Regions from separate parts of the Mus musculus genome. Here regions 1 and 2 are each linked to region 3. The links are chromatin loops, found by intact Hi-C in ENCODE. Cell type or tissue: gastrocnemius. All regions are shown on one strand.

Region 1 (8,000 bases), 66 kb after region 3:
TGGAAAAAAAAAGGCACAAGTGGTTCTAACAGTCTGATCCTTGGTCCAGAAGCACCACGTTCACTCAGGAACATATTGGTCAAATACAAGGTCTCAGTCTGAATCCTAGACTCCTTGAGTTAAGGCAGGGTATACCATTCAAATGATCTGTGCTTTGGCAAGCATGACCCTCATGCAATCTAAGCTTTCAGACACACACTCACTAAGGTGCTGAGCACAATATAAGTGATACATTGCTGGAGAGGAGCCGGCAACTGCTTCAGAGGCAGGTGTGGCAACAGTGGGCTAGAGTGCTTAGGCAAAGAGTCACAATTATATCATATATATCACCTAAAGGGGGGGGGGCATGCTGAAGAAAGAGACTGGGCTGAGCAAGGCAGTGATCTGAGGAAACATCAGGAGGGCCTGGAGGAAGAAATGGAAAGGCCAAAATTGATATAATTCTATTTTAATTAAAATGCATACACATAATAAAGTCAAAAGGAAGGGGCAGTTTCAAGGGGGAGAGAAGTCACTGGCTACACCAATGACTTCTTGGCTACCCAAGAAAATGGGGAGAGGATCAGAAGCTGAGATAACTAGAAGACACAGAAATTTGAGAAACTAAGTTAATAGAATCAACTGCATGGCTTTTACTCTTTGTGGACAGACGTTTGTATTGGGCCATTTGAGGGCAGCATGACAAGTAAAGGACTCCATTGTAGGCATGTTGATTTGGAGAAGATGGGAGAGCATGAGAGTAGAAGATTTCATACCGAGTCAAAAGCATAATCTAGCAACTGCTCCAAGTGCAGAAAAAGAGTGATGTGTGCTGTGCTTGGCAGCCAACAAGGCATACCTACTACCCCTCTTGGCAGCCAAGGCTCAGAGAGGCAGAGAGATGGCAAGAGGCTGAGGTTGGGCCAACCTCTGTAACCAGTGCATCTGAACACAATGGGACTGCCACACTCGTGAGCTCACTGCAGCTTCAGCTACTTACACAAGGCTGAGCCTGGCAACATTATTTTCATGGAAGAGGGAAAGGTTTTTGTGCCTCTACCTCTCCATGAAAGACTGATGACAGTTAATGGTGCTGGAAGGAAGGGTGCCACCTTCTTCAGCAGTGTAACCACTGTAGGTTACCATTACCCACACTCCAGTAAATAACCACTTACCTATGCTCTTGTGGGCAACTGTAACTAAAGACAGCAGAGTCCAGTGCATAGTGTCTCAGCCTGAGTCTACTTGTATAGACCTACAAATAAAAGCCTACAGCGCTCAGGATATGATTCCACTAATGAGTAATAGTTACTCTGATACCTCCTAAACTGGAGGTGCTTATCCTAGACACATAGGGTGAAAAGATGAATTGGAGCACAGGTACTCTTACATGATACTAACCAATTCTGTGGTTGGATTTTATTTGGCATTGTGTTTTGAGTTCTATCCAGATAGTCATACATACATATATATTCACTCCATCAGTTTATGTGTAGCTTTGTTTTTTGTGATTATCTTTATAGCTTTCATTTCTAAGGTCATGCCAGATAAGTACCCTCCTAGAAAATGAATAAATTTATCATAAGTAGTGTAATAAACAATATGGAAGCTTCATACACTGATTTCTAGGTATGAATGTTTGAACATAGAGCAACTTTTCACCCTGCAGAGTCTGTGGCTGAATGAGGTTTGGTGCCTTAGGCTACCCACTCTATTTCAAAGCCCACTTCAGTGTTAGTCATTCCTCAATGGCTTTTAGTTGAATGAATGAATAAATGCATGAATGAATGAATGACTCTGATGAAAGCATTATTATTTTTCATAGATCTTGTTGTGAGTATTTAAATATTTTTTTCTAAAACCCTGTGGCTGGAATCAGGACTAACAGTCAGGGGTTTCCAATACTCTGTCCAGTGTTCTTTCTATTACACCTTTGAAAGAGCTATTGTAAGAGCTCTGTTAGGGAACCAATAGGAAAGGAATAATTATTATGAGTTACTACCCTGATATAGCCAATAAATGGAGCCCATGTACCTGTGTAATTGGAGAAAATTAACAGCCATAAGCAGATCTAGGGCTTGAGATTTATCATGATCATTGACTGGGTCTGCCTTGTGACATGGGCTATAAATGAGGCTCGTGTTGTAAAGGAGATGTGTGAGTTATGCGGGTGTGAGGATGGAGGAATGAGCCAGAAACAGTTCCAATGATTGGAACTGCTTCTGCTAAGGCCATGGGTGACCTGATTGCCCTGCCTGTGTGTGTCCCCCCACTCCTCCACCTTCAACCCTGCCTTGCCTCATGCTCAGCTTGCTTCTTTTAATCTCTCCTAGAAGAGTCCTTAAAAAGGATAGTTGAGCTGAACCCTGAAAAACTCTCAAGCACTCTTAGAAGAGAGGGCTTAAGGATTTCATTAGGCACCCAAACATCTTGCCAACCACCACCGAGACTGGTGGGAGGGGCTGGACTCCCACCGAGATTGATTGATCTTGACTGTCAATTTCGAGTCCTATCCCAGTTTCCCCACTTAAAGAAAAATCTGCCTCTTGATTACCTCCTCAAACCCTGGATCCCACACAGATGGAGAAGAAAAGATGGCCACCTAGAACAGCTCCGAGGAGGAACAGAGAATCCTAGTTCCCCTGATAAATTGGCCAAACAAGGGATTAGGCTAAGCCGATGAGATACATGCATTGCTTGCTTACTTGCAAACTGCTGTCTTAGTTATATGCTTATGTATTCTCTGTGGTTTATTCCATCAGCCGCATTTAGTAAGGGCTTGTTGAACTAAAGGGTTAACTCAATTTTTGTTGAATGGAGGCAAGAAACCAACTCAGTGACCCCAGGGGCCTCTTTGTTATTGCCTAAGATAGGTCACCATACATTTTCTTATATACCCATAGGGAAGTTAGAGATACCCCATCGGTCCCCATTTCTTTGGTAAAAATTCAACATTCCAGATGTTCTGGAACTGCCCTTGGCTCTTCTGTCTCACATTGTAATCTGGAGACCCATATTTTTAGATCTACAAACAGAATTCATAAATAGGCAAAGCATTTCTGTCCTGCTCACAAAACAGTAGGGACTGCAGATTTGTCTTCAAAATATTGTCATCTGCTGGAGATTTCATTGAATTGGATATAATATGATAGACTTTGTGACCAGAGTAGTCTTGGATCCTTGGGTTTGTCAGAAGTAACCTGGGGTATTGTATCCTCATTCAGACAGATGGAGGAATTAACTATGATCAGTGTTCTTGTAGCAAATCACAAGCTGGAGTGTCGGGGAGACCCTTGAACTAACTGCAAGAACATGGATTTTCCATGACCATTAACTAAGTAGCAGCTACAAGGACAGCCGCAGCATTTGTTTTGCTTCCTCTGGGTAAGCCTCCTGTGAAAGCACAGAATATGATACAAAGCTTAGTGGATAGGTAACATTTCAGATGAGGTTGGAGGCTGGATGAGTGGAGGAAAGAGCTACACTGGGTACAATTGCATCTTGGGAATCTGTCAGAAGTTTTAACGTGGAAGGTAGTGACTCAACCGTGAGGGGATCTGAGAGAAGGAGAAGGAGGCGCAGTGCCCGAGGAAGTAGTTGATGAAAGAGCATCGCTTTCAATGTGTGCTGATGAAAAGAGAGCCCTTTCTTTAGGGTGAGTCCCTGATTCCAATTTTACATTTGTGGAGCAATTAGTAGGGCTCTGCTTGGCCCTCCCCGGTCCTGTCTGGTAGAAGAATGTCTCTGATATGTAATATTTGTTGTTTGAAAAGCCAAAGAAACGTGTTTCTTTTTCTGAGCCTGCCTTACTTTTTATGTTCTGAAGTTCACTTTGGACCTCGGATTTTGCTCCAAGCAATAAAACTGGTTGGAGAGCGCCAGCATAATGGAGCTGTAATTGTAGCCAACTGGTGGGGGCGGGGAGAGTTAAGGTGTGTCGTGGTTTCTGTGGTTTCTCTGCAGAGTAGAATTCCCTGCAAAGCTTTTCCATGTGGTGTTTTAATAGCTGCCTTAAAACTCTCTGATGCATGGAGCAAAACTGAATTAGACTCATGTGCTAGATCGCTGGGATGGGCCAAGGACTCTGAAAAATGAAACAAAACAAAAACAAAAACACAACAAAACAACAACAACCAATCAACCAGCCTAAGCCAGAGGCTAAATCTCCCAAAGAAGATCCTAAGGATGTGTCTGAAGTTAGAACCACAGAAGCAAGCATCTCCTCTAGCCCATGTTTGCAGAACTTTCTTTGGAAAGCCAGCAACTTCCATTGTAGGTACTGATCAGATCCTTCTGTACAGTACTCAATAATGTACAAAATGAGGCTACATTATTTGTCCATCAGAGTCCCGCACCTTCCTTTGAAGGTTGCATTATTGTGTCTACTATTTTTTTTTTCAGAATGAGGAAACAGAGCCTTAAAGATTAGCACAAGGCCATTTGGGTAAAAGACTGCAAGGCAGAACTGGATACCTCTTGAGCAATGTGCCCTTCCCTTCTGGCAGCACCTCACTAATTTTAGAGATCATGTTTAACATTTATGAAGACAAGAGAAAGCAGCCAGCCAATGAGTGCACACACAGTACAGCTATTTGTAGGCTGCTGAGTTCTCATTGCTGAGAATCAGACATTCACAACTTTGTCGAGACATAAAAGGGGCTCACTCTCTCTCTCTAACTCAGATCTCAGTGTTCATTCCACAGTGCCAAGAGCAGCTGATAGAATAGCACACACTCAGTCAGCCTTTCCATGCCTAGCATGTGTTAAAGTTCTCTTTAGTGTGTGGTTTTGGCCACCTAGTTCAAGAAGCATTTATGGAAAACTGTTATATGGTAAGTGTGTGGGATGAATATGAAGCAGTCTAGATGGCATGTCCTAGAACCTTTTCTGTTGCAGAAAAGACCACCATTAGCAAGGCTCCCTCTGAACGAATCCAGGAATTCTGGGAATCTTTTTTTAATATGTGGGTACCCTGAAGAAAAATAAAGTGTTCCAGGCGATAGAGGCATGGGGTTTATTTACTTATGTAATTAGCAAATCAACCCTTAAGACCCCGAGTCTAATAGGTGGTAAACTTCATTACACCTTGAAGGCGTGGTGGAGCCAGAATTCAGCCCCAGGCCAGAAACTTCACTCTCTTTCCTTTTGTTCTTAAAAACTAGCCCTGAATGGACATCTGTGTTTTATATCTAGAGCCACAAAAATTAACCAGCTTAACGTGCTGTTCCCCCTCCAAACAATGGACCCATTTGCACTTTTGAGGCATAGAAACAGATTTCACTTGTAGTGAGAAGTTTTCTGGGGGACACCTCTTCACTAAAACCAAGTGCACACATCCACAGCTTAAAGCTGCCTCACTTATCTACAGTGCATTGTGTTATATTGTGTTGTGGTTGTGGTTAATGTTGCCTAATTAATTTCTGAGAGTTTATACAATATCCAAATTGACAGAAAGGCACCTCACGTCACAGTCTACTGTTCTCTCCTACAACTCTTGAGAGAGAGAGAGAGAGACAGACAGACAGACAGACAGATAGAGAGAAACCTAGGCACTCTCTTCCAGGGAAACAAATTATTTTAGAGTCATGCCATCTTTATTATTTTCAAAGAGAAAATTATCTTACAAACTATCATTCAAGTCAACACTTGATTTTGACAGTGCTATTATTGATATTCTGATATTGTTTTTCCTTGAATCAACTATAAGTTCACTGTGCCTGAAGCATCCATGTTAGGACAATGACATCTAAGAGCAGAAGCTCCACTCCATTAATATTCATGATGTCAGCTATGCGTATTTACTGCTAGAGAACGGTCTCAGTAGACTCTTTTTTTTTACTCAATCTTTTTAGCAATCCAGAGAGGTAGGTCTTGTTATTGCTGTCTTTCACTTCTACATGGAAAACAGCAATGTTGGGTCATTTACCCAGGCCCTCAACAACTTAGTCTGTCACAGTTTGAATCAAACCATGCTATCTTCCAAACCAGGACTCTTAATCACCCAAGGTGCACCAGTGTTCACCTCGAGAATGACTGCAGTGTGCAGGAGCCTCTTCACCTGTCGAAGGGGCTGCTGGAAGTGGCCTCAATTTGTAGATACTAGGGTGGGAAGAGAGAGAGGAGTGGACAGGAGGAAAGGGGAGCCACCAGCTTCTCTCACAGGGGTTCCTCTGTATATAGCTTGTCCTCCACTTAAAAATACATAAGATTGGTTTATACCTGGGCTAACATCAGAAATATGTACTCAGCAATCCATCCTGCCATGCTGTAGGATGCTATGGGAGGGAGCTGTAGGTGATCCATGGCAATAAACTCCCTTGTACTCTCAATTCTTTCTTAGAGATGGCCATGGCCTCTACAATAAAAATGTCCTCTAAGCCAGCCTTACACATTCAGCTCATCCTAAGGTGCTGCTGGGAAAATACCAACAGCCTGCTTCCAGGTAGAACACCCAACTACAGCACTACCTCTGTGGCAGACACAAACTCCTTGAAGCTCGACTTTGCCAAAGAGAGTGGTGGCCCTTGGTTCCCGTGTACCCCTGGATAAAGATGATAGACTAACATGAGTGGGAGGTGGTACTGCTGTCAGGACAGGTTTAGGCCATGAAGCCCTCTACTGAATTCTGGTCCTGGTGTGGTGAGCTGCTTCCTTGGGACATGCCCTCTCTCCCACTGTGGCACTTTTACTTGCTTCCACAATGACTAAAGCTTACAGAATTTCAGCTCCACAGAACTTGTGGCCTCTTCATAGCAGGTGAATGGAGGAGGAGCCAGGACATCATTTTGATGAGTATGGGAAAGAATGAGAAGGAGGGACGAGAGAAGGACTGGCTTTGGAGTTGATGCCGTTCATGAGTCCTGAGCAGTCTACTTCCTCCTACATCACGTGCTTACCCGAGTTGGTCTCAGGAAACGTGTATCACCAGGTCCCAAATCCTTGTAACTGACCCCTGGTAGAACTCACTTCAGGTCAAATCCAATGTCTTCTGCTCTTGGGGACTGAAGGAGTGCAGAATGTGTACCCCACAGATACCTAGTGTGCTACTTTCTCACACTTTATGATTCCAAGAGTCAAAGTCCTCAGAGTGTCCAAATGCATCCCCATGCCTTTTTTCTTTCTATTTTCTATTGTGAAAACATGATAGCCAAATGGTCTGATTCCTAAATAAGGATCCCTCATTGCAGTACACACTAGTATATCAAACTAAGTTTTATGAGAAATTATGAAGGCTATGTAATTAGAAGAGGGTCTTTGATACATACCTGCTTAATAAGGAGAGTCAGGTAAAGTCATGCATGGTCATTAATATTGTACTTGCTTATTGTACGACGTGTCTAATATTGAACCTCAACTTAGTTTACAGTTAAAAAATTCCTTCTTAACAGATACAACTGTAGCAGCCAGTTTGAGGTAATGAAAATATTTCTTCTCCTGGCCAAAAGCCCACACTAACACTCCTCCGCTGATGGAGAGCCAAGTCTTCTTTTGAAAGGAAAAAAAAAAAACTAGCATGAGAAAGACGTTCACGAACCCTGTCCATTCGATAGTAGGTGGTAAATCCACAGGACAGGAAGACCTTCCTTCCAGCTGAGCATTGACCCTTTATATTAAATGGCTCTCGGCAAACTCCAGCTTCTTCAGTGTTGTGTGGATTTTACTTAGGACTCTTATATGTCTTTTTCTAAGGAAGGTTCTCAGGTCAGTTCTGGGTAGAGGTCCACGGACATCTCCTCCCAAAACGTGCTATAGAAGGCCACCACTAAAGCAGCCTTCCTTTGTCCTTCTTGTATCAGCTGACTGTTCTTGCTAATAGAAGGAAAAAATCACAGACCCATTGACCAAAGGCTGTGTCCCACTTGCTAGTGAAAGAGTTGTTATAATCACATTAGAATATGGAATGCCTAGTGAAATTTGGAGAATTTTTAATATATGAAAGAAAAATAGTTCTAAATCTACCCCATGTCTGTGAGACTGGAGACTCTCTGAGCTAGCCAAGCCTCCCTGCATGTACCGAATGC
Region 2 (8,000 bases), 620 kb before region 3:
TCCCAGCCATTTTAAAGGCTCATAGTTTTTTCCCCGGATGAACAACCAGAATTCTGGAACTAGTAATCTGCCCACTGTGTGCATTACCAGGGATGCTATGTGTAGAATGGTGAATCAGTGAATTGTTCCCATTTGATGTTGAGGCCACAAAGTACCTCATGAATCTGAGACAAAAATCAGAGCTCCCTGTGACTTAGTTTATACCATAACTAGCTCCTGCAACTCCACCTGGCTACAAAAGCAATGTAAGCAGAGCTCCAGCCATGCCTGACATTGACAGGCAAGCAGATCTAATTGTCCATCCCCTCTCCAGCAGCTGCACAGTTGTCCACTATGGAGAATTCTCATCCACTCTTGAATAATAGCTCATTCTCTGACGGCAGGGGAAGACAGAAATTTCTCAAGAGTGGTGGATCTTAGGAGTCCACCAGCCAGCTTTTGTGGGTGGGGTCGACTCCCACAATTCCACAGAGAACATTATGCTCCTATGTGGTTGTTTTACTGATGACAAATAGAATCTAAGCACTTCTGGCATGGGGCACGGGGTGTGTGTCCACCAATACATCAACATGTTATTGCCTCAAAGTGTGTGCTCACATTTAGCTGCTGGTCTTTGAGCTCCAACAGGGTTTAATGCTAGATACACTAGCTGTGCCCTGGGCTGCTTCATTTCTGAAAAGTTCATTTTCACCCAAGAAACCTGGGTGAGAATGAATCATTATGTCTCAAATTTCCTATAGAACAAGAGTACAGAGACTGGCACCACTTCCTCCTCCTCCTCTTCCTGCTCTTCCACCTTTTTTTTTTCTTTTTCTTTTCTTTTTCTTTCTTTTTTTTTTCCATTTTTGATTTTCCGAGAAAGTTTTTTTTTTTTTTTTTTTTTTTTCCTGTGCCCTGGCTGTCCTGAACTGGATTTGTTGATCGGGCTGGCTTTGAACTCACAGAAATCTACCTGCCTCTGCCTCCAAAGTGCTGGGATTAAAAGCCTGTGCCTCTGCACACAGCAGAGCCTGGCACTTCTTTATCTTTTCATCCAATAAGCCTTTAGATATCTCACCTTCCTCACATACATGAAGAAAGAAAGGAAGAAAGAAAGAGAAGTGGAGAGGAGAGGAGAGGAGAGAAGAGAAGAGAAGAGAAAGGAAAGGAAAGGAAAGGAAAAGAAAAGAAAAGAAAAGAAAAGAAAAGAAAAGAAAAGAAAAGAAAAGAAAAGGGAGAGGATGGGGGGATGGGGGAAAGGAAGGACTAAAGGGAACTGTTTAAGCACCTGCAAAACCACCAGCAGGGAGGAAAGAAGAAGACACTTTTTGGAAGCAAAGTTAGAATTGCTGGGAGCCCTGGGACCAGAAAAAACCCCCAAAGAACTTTCTGCCTCAGATGTGTCTGGCTCCTGGATTTGGCTTTTCTGGCCTCAGGCCTGCTGGCTCAAGCAAGAACCCACCCCACGTGATTGAAGGCAAGCAAAGCCTTGCTGCTCTCAGCTGGTCCTCCAGTTTCTCCTATTTATGCTTCCCAGTGCTTGGTAGGATTCTCCGGGCTTTGCCTAAAGCTAGAGCCTGCCCTGGGCAATTGGTGACTCTCACAAGCAGTGAGCCCTGGAAGCAGAACGCTCATTTCTTCCGTTTGTCATCTTCTATTTGAACCTGAAGGTGTCCCAGATAGGAGAAGGGGGTCAAAAGACAACAACATGGATTAAGTTTTAGATCAGGCAGAGCCTTGGCTGAAGTTTGGGTAAAGAGGTGCCAAAGGCAGAATGACCTCTGTAAATTCGGGACAGAGGAGTGTGAGGTCAGGATGTTTCCCTGCACGCCTGCGTGTGATGCTGTGTATCCTAGCAAAGTGTCATCTATGTTTAAGTCTAGAACGGGTGACTACAGGGATACATACAGTGCAAACATGTGCTTGTGAGGTGAGATAGTCAACCAGCTTCACGTACAAGCAGAGAGTAGAGCCTGGTGTTGCACACATTTGATTTGGGGTGCACACTGCCCCAAATCTGAGGCCCCAGTGCTCTCCTCTACCGTGACTTTGGCTGTGAAAACTGGTAGACAAGTTACACTAGCCTGTCTGGGGATTCTCAGACAGGTTTCCCTCTTTCACTTAAGGGCTTTGCTCAGGATGGAAGTTCCACTTCCTGCGAAGGGGAGCCCAAGGAAGGCATAAACCCCGCTGCTGGGTAGCTCCAATCAAGAGGGAAAGAGGAGCTGAGCCTGAGGGAACAGGATTTCCTCGCCTCTTGGGCGCGGCCGCAGCGAGCAGGGCCACAAAGGCCCCCTTTGTGGAGGGGCCAAGCTCCTGAGCCGACCTAAGTCAGGGAAACAATAGTTCAATGTTGCGGCCCGCCTGCCCGGCCTGCCGGGCCACACTGCGGCGGCGGCCGAAGGCGAGGAAACCGGGTGGCACTTTTTTATAGTCACAAATATAAAATCGGGGCTTTTCCCCCTTCACTCGCCTCTTGCCCCAACGCCGATAGAAAGCAGATAAATTTATGAAGGGCGAGCTAAGAGAATAATTACGGGGTGAAGGCCGTTAAATTTTATTTCAAGTCCCAAAGGCAAAACCTGCGATTTTATTGCAAACATCTGGAAGGACCGAGAGGTGGGCACGCTGCTGGGTTAAAATAAAAATAGACGATTTTTATTTCGCGAAAACAAAAAAACATCATTAAAGAACCTTTGCTCCCACTGACTTTTATTTTTAAAAAATCTGTGTTGGGGCAGGGGCGGGGCAGGGAGGGAGCGTTGGATAGCCAAGGACTCACGGCAGTGTCTTAGCTGTCGGTAACCAAAGCCAGCCTAGGAGACTGGAGGTGCGCGCTACAAGAGAAAAGAAAAGTGCTACTTTGGTCAATACTTGTCCTAAATTACTCTTCTTCCTCCCGCTGCAGCCTAGGGCTCCAGGCCACTCGCTTGTCACACCCCTTGCTTCTTTTACTTTGGAATGCCAGTCTGAAAGCAGAAGTGAAAGAGGTAAACACTGGCTCCAGTTTCCCAGACGATTTGATAGCTACCAGAATAAAACCTTAGGTCTGCCAGTCTTCTGTCCCCCGTCCCCAAAATAACTTGCTTATTCTTAGCTGCAAATTACTTAGATCTTCGCGGTATGGCGAAGGGAAACTGAGGTCCTAGCCTGTTAATCGACTTGCCTAAGGTCACACAGTTTGGGGTCCGAAGTAGGCCCGATCACCAGGCACACACCTCACCTTGGAGTCGCCATGATTTTTTCCCACCCCGTAGTCGCCTCATAATATTTTACACCTCCCCTGATGGCCAAGTTCATTACAATCTCCCTGCCCGCACAGAGTGTCCTTCCCACGTGTTTAGGGGCAGCCTAACTCGTCCTGCTGGCCAGCTATTCCTAACTTTGTTTTCAATTACTAACTCAAAATTATCCGAAATCAAAGCCGGCTGGTGGGTCACCTCCGCACGGAGGCATTAGCAGAGAGCGATTTAAGGTGGTATTTAGTGTGCAGGAGGGAAAGAAAATGTGCTCCGAGAATGTGGGTGGGGGTTCCATTTCTGGGATGCCTGGTTTTTCTTTATTCTTGTCCTGATGCTAGGAAATCTGTTTTTACCTTTGAAATTTTGCTGACTGGGCAGGGCCAGTTGGAGGAGGGCAGTCTTTGTGTTATCCCTTTCTTTCCTAACATCTCCCCCACCCCCTGTACAGGCTATGCCTAGATCTCATTTCCACATAGGTTTCTGCTGGTGTCCAGCGACTCCTGGGGAATCGTCTCTGGCTTTAACACACTCCCTTCCTTCTTGCATTCAAGCAGGAGCTGGGCTAGTTCCGGCTAGGGTTTTTTTTCTGTCAGTTTCAGGCCTGAAATAGACCCGCGGCAGATCCATAGCCTGTAGAATCAGCTCAGGTCACAAGGTGGAGCCTGTAGCTGGGAAGCCCTGAGAATGCCTAGACATCAGTCTCAAGCTGGGAGCCCCACTCTTTTCCCTACAAGCTAAAAGAGAAAGAAACGATGGTAACAGGATAATTTATGAAGACCTCTGAGTGATCAATAGAAGGAAAAAAAAATCATGCACACAGCCATGTCCACATTTTGGTTAACCCATCATCCTCTCTCCATTCTCTTGACTGTATCCTGTGTAACCAAGCCAAATATACCAAACCATCTTCTTCTATTTCCCCTGCACCTCTCCCAGGGACACAAATTTATACACTAAGGAGTACATACCCTTAGAGGGGTAGGTTAGATGAACTCCGATGGGGGGGGCACATTTATAGCCCCTCCCACTTTGGGGAAACTTCAATTTTCTCATTGTTTCCAAATCTGTTTGTCTTCACTTTCACAGGGTTGGTTTTTGTGGCTTAATTTGTGACTCTACCTGAATATGGGTCAGGGTGGGTGTGACTTGAAGAAGACATGAACTGATTTCAGAGTGGAGGACCCTGCTGGACATAAGCTTGGAGCAGGGGTGGGGCGGTGTGGGTAGGGTTGGTGTTGATGCTTACCTTGAAGGCACTGTTGCTGCTTCCTTTTCTCTGGGACATTTTGTCTGTGGCCAGCCATATGGGTGGGCTCATGCTGTCGGTCTAATGCTTGGGTTGGTGCCTGATTAAAAGAACTCTCTAAACGTTTTTAATTATATTTCTGTGAGTTTTCTCCTTCCCGTGTGTGTGTGTGTGTGTGTGTGTGTGCTCACACACACTTGTGCTCCTGCATGTACATGCATGTAGCATACATGCAGAGGCCAGAGGAGAACTTTGCAGAAATTGGTGCTCCTCTTTCGTCCTGTGGGTTCCAGGGATCAAATGCAGGTTGCTGGGCCTGAAGGTGGCAAGCACCCTAAAGGCTGAGCCATCAGTCCAAGGCCTCTTTCTGGACCAAAGTAGTGGGCAGGGCGGGGCAGGACTGATGTGAGCCCACAGAGGGTGTCTGTCCCATATGACACATCCATTTCTCAGTCCAAACCTGGCCTTTCAGAAAATAGGAAAAAAAAAAGTGGCTTTTAAAAAAGACAATGGGATGGAGGGAATAAATGGAAAAGTCTAGAAGGTGACCCACAGCTTTCTTCCTCATCCTGGTGAACTGTTGGCTCGTAGCCACAGGGTTCTGAGAGTCCCTATGAAACCAGAAGAAAGAGTCAGGCATGAGCTGCTGGAGGAGAAGAGATTTGTAGGGCTCCAAAGTGTCTTGTCTCCAAGACTTTTTGTAGGAACTCAGTATCCAGCCACAGCTCCAACAAGAAATGATGGTTGGTAAGGGCACCCTGACACTCATGTATTCCCTGAATCTGCCGGGACAACCGCAGATGCCCCTGGCTTTCTTATTCTTCCTGCCTGGGGACTTTCAAGTCATAGAAAGCTCCAGGAAGGCCCTGGAACCCAGGACTGACAGCAACATACCCATCAAGGAAGGCTCTTTTTATGTTTGCCCTGCCACCAGCTTTCTCTTGTCTAGGCTAGAGCATGATTTGAGGGAAATTTAAAAAAATAAAAGTTAGTCCTACCTCTTAAAAGGCCAGTGAACATTCAATCCATGGTTGTTGCTTCCAGCAGCAGAGGGCTCTTAATGATAATGGCAGGAACTAAATTTCCTTGGTTCTTGGGTCAGGCAGGGAAATGTGGCCTTTCAGAGGTGGCACAATGTCCCTTTCCTCCTTCCCTCAGCAGCTAGTTCTTTGGAGCCGCTCATAGGCTCTGTACTCCATCTAACTTAATTACTCAGACCTTGCTTAGCGCCTGGCTAGACTTATTGCTGGGCCTCCCGGTTGGTGCTAAGTTTTCCTCCTTTCCCAGCTTCATAGCCTCAGGATAGAATTATTTTGACCAGGAACTTTGGAATGGGGAAATGAGGCTTTTAGGCCTCTGCTCTGAAATAGGAGATTTTTTATTCTTTCTTTCCCTCTTTCTTCCTTCCCTCCGTTCTCTTTTTGGCCTCCGTATAAGTCTGCGATCTGAGGCCTTATGCCATTTATCCATGAGGATAAATAACTTGGTGAGCGGTTGGATAACAAAAATGGTGGGGGATGTTGTTTTAAGTTCCTAGGTTATCTGTGGTGAATGAACGGTCCTGAAAGCTTTAAAAGTGAGGCGTGGGAGCAAAGGGAGATCATTAGTAAGAGATGAGAGCCAAGTTCTGGAGATGAGGGGATTTGAAGAAATTTTGAAAAAGTTCCTTCCCAGCTATCAGAAGTCTTATCTATCTCCCCCCCACCCCCAACCCCGGCACCCGCTGTGGGTTCTTTGGAATAAGAGCCCGGGATAGGCGAAGCGCAGCTCAGAGTCTGCTGCGCTATGAAAGTTACTATTTGTGTGGTGCAGGGGCCCAGTCTAGCAGGGTAAGTTTGCAGACCCCGAGGCAAGCTAAGCGGCCCATGCAGGTCTCTTAACTCTCAGCGTGTCTGTCTCCTCCCTCCATCAGGTAGAACAAGGAGCGTGAAGTCCTGAAATGTTCAGTTATAAGGCCGAATGGCAGCAGGAAAATTTTTTGTTGTTGTTGTTTCGTTTTGCCTTAACCGGACCCGCTTAGAAAGTCATTGATCTGGAACACAGTAGAAACCTGCGTAGAGAAATTTGGGCAGATCTCAAAGCCCCTGGGGGCATGGGTGATATGATCAGAAATATCTTCTGCCTTTTTTTTTTTTTTTTTTTTTTTTTTTTTGAGGAGAGGGACAGGTTAGCATTTTGTCACAGCATCAGCTTCCCAGATCTGCATCTGAACTGAGTATGATAGCTAGCTCTATTAGATCCTGAGAGTTTGGAAGGAAACTGTATGGATTCGTATTTGGACTTGTAGAGTCTATAAGGGCGAAGATCAGATTTTGACTTTGAGCTGTCCCGACTGCCCTCCTCCTACAGAGAAACAAGTCGGGTGCCGGGAAGCCAGGGGTTAAAGTTGGCAGAGAAGCATCCTGGGGATGGCCAGCGCACAGCCTTGGCCCGAGCCTCAGTCTCTCCCTTCTCCCCATTGGCCCGAGCTCTCGGGCTTTCTCTTGTTCCTTTCTTGCCATTGGCTGGGGGCTGGCTTTCCTCCCCTCTGCCTTTTTCTGCTCCCCCTCCCTTTTCCCTCACCCCTCGGACAGGAGCTCACTGCCTACCCCCTGTTCCTCGGGAAGGGAGGAATTCAGGGGGGAAAAGTTTCCCAGAAGTTTGGATCAGGGAAGGACGGGAAGAACGAGTGGGGAAGGGGGAGAGGGAGGAGAAAAAGGAAGAGGGAGTGAATTTAAAAAAAAAAAAAAAAAAGAAAGAAAGAAAAGAAAAAAAAAAAAGAAAAGATGAAGTTCAGTCAGCAGAGTTTGTGAGCGCCTGCCCGGGTGGGTGGGGAGCTGGACTCAGTGCTCCATGCAACGGGCGGGCGGCGTTCCCCGCGCTAGTTCCTAGAGGCTGGGGCAGCTGGGGGCACCGGTCTGATCCGGCGGTCGAGGGCGGGGGAGGACACGGAGGGAGGGCGCAGATCACCCGCGGAGCCGCCGCCCCAGTTTCGGCCGCGGCGCCGCCGCCTCTCCAGGGCCGGGTCGGCGGGCGCTCGGAGCGTGCGGCCGCGGGGCTGCCAGCTCAGTAGCGCGGGCTAGAGGAGACCCGGGTGCGGGCGGCTAAAATGAGTGAACGGAGAAGATCTGCAGTCGCCCTGAGCTCCCGAGCACATGCCTTCTCCGTTGAAGCCTTGATCGGCTCAAATAAAAAGCGGAAACTGCGAGACTGGGAGGAGAAGGGGCTGGACTTGTCCATGGAGGCGCTGAGTCCCGCAGGCCCACTCGGAGACACAGACGACCCGGCGACACACGGCCTGGAGCCCCACCCGGGTGAGTGTGTCGGATCGGACGACGGGAGGCGGGTGGAGAAGGAACACCAGCCGGTATCCCCGCGAGTGGAGGGAGGCCCTGCCTGCTGACTCCCTGCCTCACTCCGACGGGGGTTCCTTTTTCTTGGCATAAATACCTTGAGCCTCCCTAAATTCGCCGGAACCAATTTGGGGGCCTGGCCCGAGCCTTGCATTTTAATCGCCAATTTCAAGGCCTACTTGCGTCCATCCCCCTTCTCTT
Region 3 (8,000 bases):
ACACTAGCAAGATTTTATCGAAAGGACCCAGATGTAGCTGTCTCTTGTGAGACTATGCCGGGGCCTAGCAAACACAGAAGTGGATGCTCACAGTCAGCTAATGGATGGATCACAGGGCTCCCAATGGAGGAGCTAGAGAAAGAACCCAAGGAGCTAAAGGGATCTGCAACCCTATAGGTGGAACAACATTATGAACTAACCAGTACCCCGGAGCTCTTGACTCTAGCTGCATATGTATCAAAAGATGGCCTAGTCGGCCATCACTGGAAAGAGAGGCCCATTGGACACGCAAACTTTGTATGCCCCAGTACAGGGGAACGCCAGGGCCAAAAAGGGGGAGTGGGTGGGTAGGGGAGTGGGGGTGGGTATGGGGGACTTTTGGTATAGCATTGGAAATGTAAATGAGCTAAATACCTAATAAAAAAATGGAAAAAAAAAGAACTATTGCTCTAGGCCTAACTTACGGTTTTTAAAATATATATATCACCTTGATTACTGAGTTGAATACTATGGAGCAAGAATGGGGACAAGACAAGGTGCTAGAAGGCTACAAGAAAGACAGAGGTGACAATGATTTGCACCATGGAGGTACAGAGGTTGCTCTAGTCTAGGCACATTAAAAGAAGCAGGGTATTGTTCTGGATTGAGCAGAAGACGTGGTTGAAAGAAAAGAGAAGTGGGACTGCGGAGTTTTGCCTTGAGAAACTAGAAGACCATTGATGATGTAATGTAGAAAGACAACGCTCAAATGCAGCTCAAGTATCAAGTTGTATTTTATGTAAGTCAAGCCGAAATGCTTGTTGAAACGCAGTCTGCAAAGTCTACAGGTGGGGCTGGGGCAGTCAGAGCTCAAGTGTGAAGAGTGAGCTAAAGTTTGAAACCCTGGAGACCTTGAAGGGACAGTAGGCGTTTCACCTGTTCCCAGGTACAAGGCCCCTGTCACTAGTCGCAGCCCTCCATAGATTTGTGGGTATCAGTCATGTAAGGGCAATGCCCCTAACCCCTCCATAGGTAGAGGATGTGACCTGTGTTCACATAGGTTCAAGACAGATCTCCATGTTAATAAGGTATCTAAAGGCCTGGAGGTTTAGTTCTTTCCCAGACACTCCTCCCTGCAAAAGATATTTAATCTCAGGCCCACCTGAGAAATAGGGCACAGTTTTATTCATCTACTTTCTGTTATGACAACAAATGCCTTAAAACTAAGGACTGAGACGGGCAGTGGTGGCGCACGCCTTCGATCCCAGCCCTTGGGAGGCAGAGGCAGGCAGATTTCTGAGTTCGAGGCCAGCCTGGTCTACAAAGTGAGTTCCAGGACAGCCAGGGCTACACAGAGAAACCCTGTCTCAAAAAACAAACAAACAAACAACAACAACAAAAAACCATGGACTGCCTCTTTTCATAGGGATCTGCCATAGAAAGTCACGGAGAAGCTCTTTGCCTACAGAGCCACTGTCTAATCTCCCGTAGAAGGCCTCTCTCTGCTCGCAGCCATGGCTGTCATCAAGCCAAGCGTGCTGCCTTCAAGCCAAGGTCTCTCCCCCAACCTTCTTGGGACCAGCCAGAGCTACCCCATTTTTCCCCTCAGCCTGGGCTACATCCAGCCCACTCAAGGGCCCCCACTCCATTCTCAGCTCTTCCAGGGCTCCCAGCAATACCTGGGTGTCAGAGAGCCTGAGAACCAGGAGGCCCCAGACTCATTGCAGGCCCAGGAATCTCCAAGCCAGGTCCAGCTGTCCCATACCTCAGACTGCACTTCCCCACTCCTGGAGCAGTGTCCCAACACTGGTCAGGCAACTGCTTGGGGTAAGTCAACTTCCCGGCATCCTGCCTCCCCAAGCAGCGGGCCCTGTGACAGAGCAGAGGCAGGGCCCAATAACCCTACAGTTTTCTAAAGAACACAAATTCATTTCCTTGACATTTCAGAGACCAGAAGCCCAAGATCAGACTCTTGTCATTGTTGTCTTCTTCTGGAATTGGAGTTGTTTTCTTCCTCAGTCTTCACATAATATTTCCCCTGCATGTGCCCGTGTTCTTATCTCCTCAGAAAGACACCAGTCACATGGTGCTGGGTCATCCCCAATAACATCATTGGCCCATATTTACCTTCATCTCCCAACACAGTCCCACTGTGAAGTGCTGGGTGTTAGGACTCTTCACACATGTCTTTTAGGGATGTGCTATGTAGCCCTTGATAGATGCCCTGAGGTAGGAGGGAAAAAAGAAAGGTTGGGGTCCAGTCATAGGTCAGAGGTTTTAACACATCCATAAACAGAAAACTGAGAGAAAACAATAGGAATAGAGAGTTATATGTTTCATATAATTAGTGGTGGCAACACAGGTGTGAAGACAACCATGCCGGGAACTTAAGGAAGTCGGATGAGGTGCTACAAGAGAAAGAAAAAGACAAAAGATACAGAAGAGTGAAGGCGTGGCTAGCAAAAAGAATTGGCGTAGTGATCTCAGGCAGCTCAGAGCCCAACTGAAGCCAGTGGTCATGACTTTAATGTGAGACCATCCCTATGCATTGATAGCTGGGTATATTAGAAGAAAAGGCTACTGTAACTGTATCTTATGAATGTCATCAGTGTACAGCACACACACACACACACACACACACACACACGCAGAGAGAGAGAGAGAAAGAGAGAGAGAGCAAATCCAATTATATATGCTTATTTATGCTCCTAAAACATAACTTCCCTAGATGCCTAAGATTCCCTTTCTCCTTGGAAACATTAACAAGTGTGACTACTCTTACTTCTATCATTGTGACCCACTTGAAAATGTCAGTCTGTTGATAATAGAGAATATTTCCTGCTTCTTATCTTTTAGAAGAAAGGAGTACAAATCCACAGAGACCCACAAAAACTACTTTACAGAATCCTGGATCCTATAGCTTCTAAGATCTACTGTTAAGTAACTATGGCCTTAGGAAGTGAGCTGCAGATAGCTAAGAGAACTGCATGTATGAACTTAAAAAATGCAAATGTTTGAGTCAAATTTATTCCTTTAGAGCATATTTTTATTAAGAAACTCATATACAAATATATAATCATACATAGTGTTATTACTTTAAACCCCAAGACTCAGATTATAGTTATATAATCTATAATCTGTGGCCAGTTTATGGGATTAATGCCTGCATGTCTCGGGGCACTACTGAAATGAAGACTATCATAAGTGAGACATCCAGCTATAATCCTTGATTACTTAGACATCAATATGGACAGCTTACTTCTGCCCCATACTCACCCCAACTCATATCCCTACATGGCAGCAGATATACTTGGTCAGCTATACATTGGCCTGAGCAAAGGACTGGGTCTATGTCTCTCTACCCAACTCACTGATTGTATCCATCAAAACATCTGGTATGGGACTGCCCTCTGGAGGCTTAGGAAAGCTTTTCCTTTTAAAGGCAGTCCACAGATTTAACCAGAAGCACTGAGGATGCTAAAGTTCAAAACCATCATCAGACTATCTAATTCAGCCTTCACGAATGAGGGATTGAGCCTGCAGAAATACAGCCATCTTCAGGGTGTCCATCCAGCAAGACCATCACCAGGAAAGTTACTGGACCTTTTTAAATGGAGGTGGTGGGGAGGCTTGGCTTGAAGTCATCTGCTAATACTCACATCATTCAGGAAAAGTGTTTACGTTTTAGTAGCATTTACTAAATCCCTAGTGTGGAGAAAATGATGAAATTTGAAAATATACAACTACATCTGGGTTGGGTATTGGTATTTTTCTCTGGCTGGAAGGACAGACAATGGCTGAGTTTTATCTTTCGGAAGAACTTCATGGAGAAGAAGGAGGAAAGAAAGTGTATCTGTAGTGGGATCAGAGGGTCCAAATTCTAGTTCTTCTCAGTGGGTGAGTTTGAAATCAAACTAAACATTACAGCGAAAACAAGATCAGGCGTTGGCTAGTAACTGGTTCTGGGAAGACTCTTATTTCCCTACAGAGGAAAAAAAAATGATTAAGGCTTTGCTGTCATTCCTTAGCAACAATCATATCAATAAACCAGTTTTGAAATGCTAAAACAGATTTTCTCAGATGTAAGTTGCAAGATGCTGTTTTGTATTGACTAAGCTGAGAGCTGTCGAAATTTCTTTGGATGGAGGATTGAGGCTGAGGGCTGCACTGCTTTCAAGGGGAGACTTTTCCCTCCTTGCTGGAGCTAAGCACTGTTTCCGAAATATCTGGCTGGATCTTAAAAGCCATTTGTGACAGGTGATAATTGATTATACATTGCCTTTTGCCAAAAACTCTAATGTCATTGCCATATAGAGACACAGCAGCAACACAGTGTGGTGTGTGTGTGTGTGTGTGTGTGTGTGTGTGTGTGTGTGCACGTGCAGAGGACTGGAACACAAATAGAGGGATTCATAAATTAAATTTAATGTTTCGTAGCTCTTCTTTAAACAAAGTAGGTGTGGAAATTATTTGAAGTTAAAATATATTTCTGCACAGAGTGGGTGCCAGTGACTGGGTGTGTATGTGGAAAAGGAAAGCAGAATAAGGAAGGTCATGTGTGGTGCTAACAAAATATTAAAAGAAGAAAAGGACATGCTGATATAAAAAGGGGAAATATAAAACACTGACATTTCAATTTCAAGCATGAGCCATACAAGAATATACTGATAAAAATTCAACAATAACAATTCTACATATACACACAAACATACAGTTATACAAAAAATAAAAACAATAAACTGGGAAATTGTCCTTGGGGGAGTTTTCACTGGATAAACTGTTCTGTGCTTCTCCAATTTACTGTAGTCATTTTTATTTCATTAAAAAGTCAAGGCCGGGCGTGGTGGCACACACCTTTAATCCCAGCACTTGGGAGGCAGAGGCAGGCAGATTTCTGAGTTTGAGGCCAGCCTGGTCTACAAAGTGAGTTGCAGGACAGCCAGGGCTACACAGAGAATCCCTGTCTCAAAACAACAACAACAACAACAACAATAATAATAATAATAATAATAAATAAAGAGTCGAATTTCTTCAATTGCTGAGAAAATATTCTGTGTATGTATGTGCCTAAATAAACATACAGTTATACAAAAAATAAAAACAACAATAAACGGGAAATTGTCCTTGGGAGAGTTAAAAAGGCTACATGCTAAAAATAATAAACATTATTATCATACTATCATATAAAATTAGTATCATTTTATAAAAATTGTGTTTCCTGTGCATGAATATTCGCATACAGATTATGAATGAAACTGAATTTCTCTCTAAAGATTATCAATGGTTTAGAAATCTCATAGAGAAAAGAGTTCTTAATATTATATTAACAGATATACATTTCCCCATTTGTATTAGTTCACAAATACAATAATATTTATGCCACAGACATTTATTTTCTACAACAGTACATGGACGGATGCATTTTTCCAAATTTTTCTTCTTCCATGTAGCAGATACTTGGAAGCTTTGGATAGACTCTTAAAATACTCATTGCCTACAAACCCCTTTTCTCCTCCCCAGCCCATGCTCCGTCCACTCCCTTTCGTCTTCTTCCCCATCTTTCTTTGTTGCTACGGCTGAAAGTGAAACACTGGTCTTTCCTAGTGCCTGGCCTGGCCCCCGTTCTGTGGTTATCATATGAGATACCATGATGCTGTAATTTTTCAAATGTTTTAGGGACTCACATTTACATTTATGGACAAACACAAAGGATCTTATGCGCTTACAGTATTCCTCCCCTTGCTTTCTGAGGAGAATCTTATTGCATAGCTGAACTGCCAAGCCCTTACTGTGCTGAGTGGAGTGACATGTTCTCCTTCTGTCAATGGTCAACCTGACAGAATCAAGAGTTACCAGAGAGATGAGCCTCTGCGCATGCCTGAGGGGGATTACCTTGATTATACTCGTTGATATGGAAGTCCTATTTTAACTGTTGGTGGGACCATTCCATGGGCAGGGGACCCTGGACAATATAAAATGGAGAAATTGAGCTGAACAATAAGTTGCATATGTTCATTCATTGTTCTTTCCTTCTTTAAATTTTATTTTTATTCTGTTTGTATTAGTGTTTTGCCCAAGTGCATGAACATACACTGTGTATTTACTTGGTGTTCAGACGTTCCAAGGGGATGGTGAATCCCTTGAAAGTAGAATTACAGCTGCTTGTAAGGCTGGTTGGTGCTGGGAACTGAATTTGGTTCCTCCAGAAGATCAGGAAGTGCTCTTAATAGCTGAGCCAGTTTCCCAGGCCCCTGTTCTCTGCTTCGTATAGCTGCTGTGACCAGATGCTTCAAACTCCTGCTGCCTCAAGGTGTTGCTTTCTTAAGTTGATTTTGTTTCATTCATTCCAGCAACAAGAGGCAGAGTACACGCCAACACATGCAAACACTGAAAAGCAGAGAAAAGGGAAAAGTGTATTCTACATGAGAACAAGGAAGCTTTACTATAACCCAAGAACAAGAGAACAAGCTCAGAGAGTAAGGAAAGAGGGTGGCAAATGGGGAGTGGTGATGGACTATTAAGAGGGACAGTCAGTCTAGAGTTTGCTAGAAAGATAAGTAAGGGAGACTCTGAGCTGTTTTCTAACTATTTAAGCATTTCCCCTTCGCTATGTGTCCAAGAGCCCTTTAGAAAAAGCATTTTGATGTGTTTTAGTGCTGTCTGGGGGTCACATTGTAGCTCGTGGAGATACTTCACTGTGCCTTTTAGACTTGGCAAACTGGCTTGGGCTGTGACTGTATGCTCCCGTTTCCTAAGGCCTATGCTTGCCTTCTTTTAAAGAAGTAGGCTTAAGACTGCTGCTTAGCCATGACACACCAAGCTTGTAGGATTCACACTGGGGGCTGGTGCTTCTCTCTCTTCTTGACAAGGGAGGCTTGCTGTGTTTGTAGATATTTCCCAGTTTCACTCGGAATTCAGAATTTTGACTTTTCGTTGTCATTAAAATCACAAGGAGAAAGAGAAGGAATAATCACCATAACTATATATCTGTTTGTTGTTTAATATAATTATAACTATTTGAGAAAGGAAGAATCTATAAAAGAAGTCTCCAGAAAGATTGTTAAAATATGACATCAGGTAGGTACACTGTCCTCTCTGGCTTTGCAATATGTCAAAAACAATGGTGACACTGAGATTTTTGAGTAATAAGTTGTTGTCATTTTGTCCAATTCACAGACCTCAGGCATAAAAAAAAAAAAAAAACAATCTCCCACATTACATCGGACAGAACTATTTGGGACTAAGGCCATGTCACTGCCCTGCTTTAACAACTTCTGTGTCACATGATCATCCCAGTGCTGCACACCCTGGACAGATAGCCCCGTGCACATGATGGCAGGATCAGGGAATGACGTCAGGGAATCTGTGTTTGAGGAAGAATGAGCTATCCGTGTGTGCAATTCTATGTGAGAAGTTTAAGAGGTACGTCTGTTGCCACATTTCAGCAAACCATTCTCCAATAAACAGACCAAACACTTGGCATTTCTGTGTGTTAGTGCGCATTTTATGGATAGCTTTTGTCAGTCTAAGCATCAGCAATAAATACTATTGTAACTGCAAATGATAAAAGCTTCAAGGATATCTTCTGGTATGAGCTGACATGTCTGGACAATTAATTCCATCTCTCTAAGGTGTTTATATTACACAGCACCAGCCAGTCACTGAGACAATAAGGACCTTTTGTTTGATGTACCTCAATCTGTACATCTGCTTCAATTCCTCCACCAGATGTTCTTATTTATTTATATTCTTTCCCTTAAGTTTGAGATACTCCTACTCTGGGTGAATTTGTATTAATACAATAAACTATATTATACAGGATGTCAAGTAAGCTAGTGTGTTCGCCAAAATTAAGTGTAACTGCCTTAATTAACCCAAAAGTGGTGTGATTCTAGAATTTTCCTATCTACACACAATGAGCTCTTATTATTCTTTTCTAATTTATACTAGCCTTTTGAAATTTGTGTCAGCTGCTACAAATTTTCTAATATAATCAGTCCAATTATGTCTATCAGCGGTCA

Evidence for each region. A loop is a pair of places that touch in the nucleus more often than their neighbours do. Peaks named below come from ENCODE experiments on the same cell type or tissue, not always from the same donor. Only the 100,000 strongest peaks of a DNase experiment are listed, where the experiment ranks them.
Region 1: a loop joins it to region 3, with 11 times the contacts of the local background. A loop is called at or near these places in 2 of 42 quality-filtered maps.
Region 2: a loop joins it to region 3, with 4 times the contacts of the local background. A loop is called at or near these places in 2 of 42 quality-filtered maps.

What each region holds. Positions count from the first base shown.
Region 1 is chr3:99,927,524-99,935,523 of GRCm38, forward strand. All of the region lies in intron 1 of Spag17 (sperm associated antigen 17), which reads left to right. Among named protein-coding and RNA genes, the nearest start is that of Spag17, 46 kb to the left of the region's middle. In gastrocnemius, no CTCF peak of the experiment used is centred here; no DNase peak of the experiment used is centred here; H3K27ac peaks cover 1,163 bases.
Region 2 is chr3:99,246,326-99,254,325 of GRCm38, forward strand. Tbx15 (T-box 15) reads left to right here and starts at 7,435. Exons shown (of 8, transcript NM_009323.2): 1 at 7,435-7,760. The coding sequence starts at 7,556. In gastrocnemius, a CTCF peak has its summit at 3,858 (motif pointing right); DNase peaks (open chromatin) are centred at 3,845, 6,935, 7,412 and 7,748; H3K4me3 peaks cover 4,689 bases; H3K27ac peaks cover 7,774 bases.
Region 3 is chr3:99,861,510-99,869,509 of GRCm38, forward strand. No RefSeq gene overlaps it. Among named protein-coding and RNA genes, the nearest start is that of Spag17, 20 kb to the right of the region's middle. In gastrocnemius, a CTCF peak has its summit at 3,399 (motif pointing left); no DNase peak of the experiment used is centred here.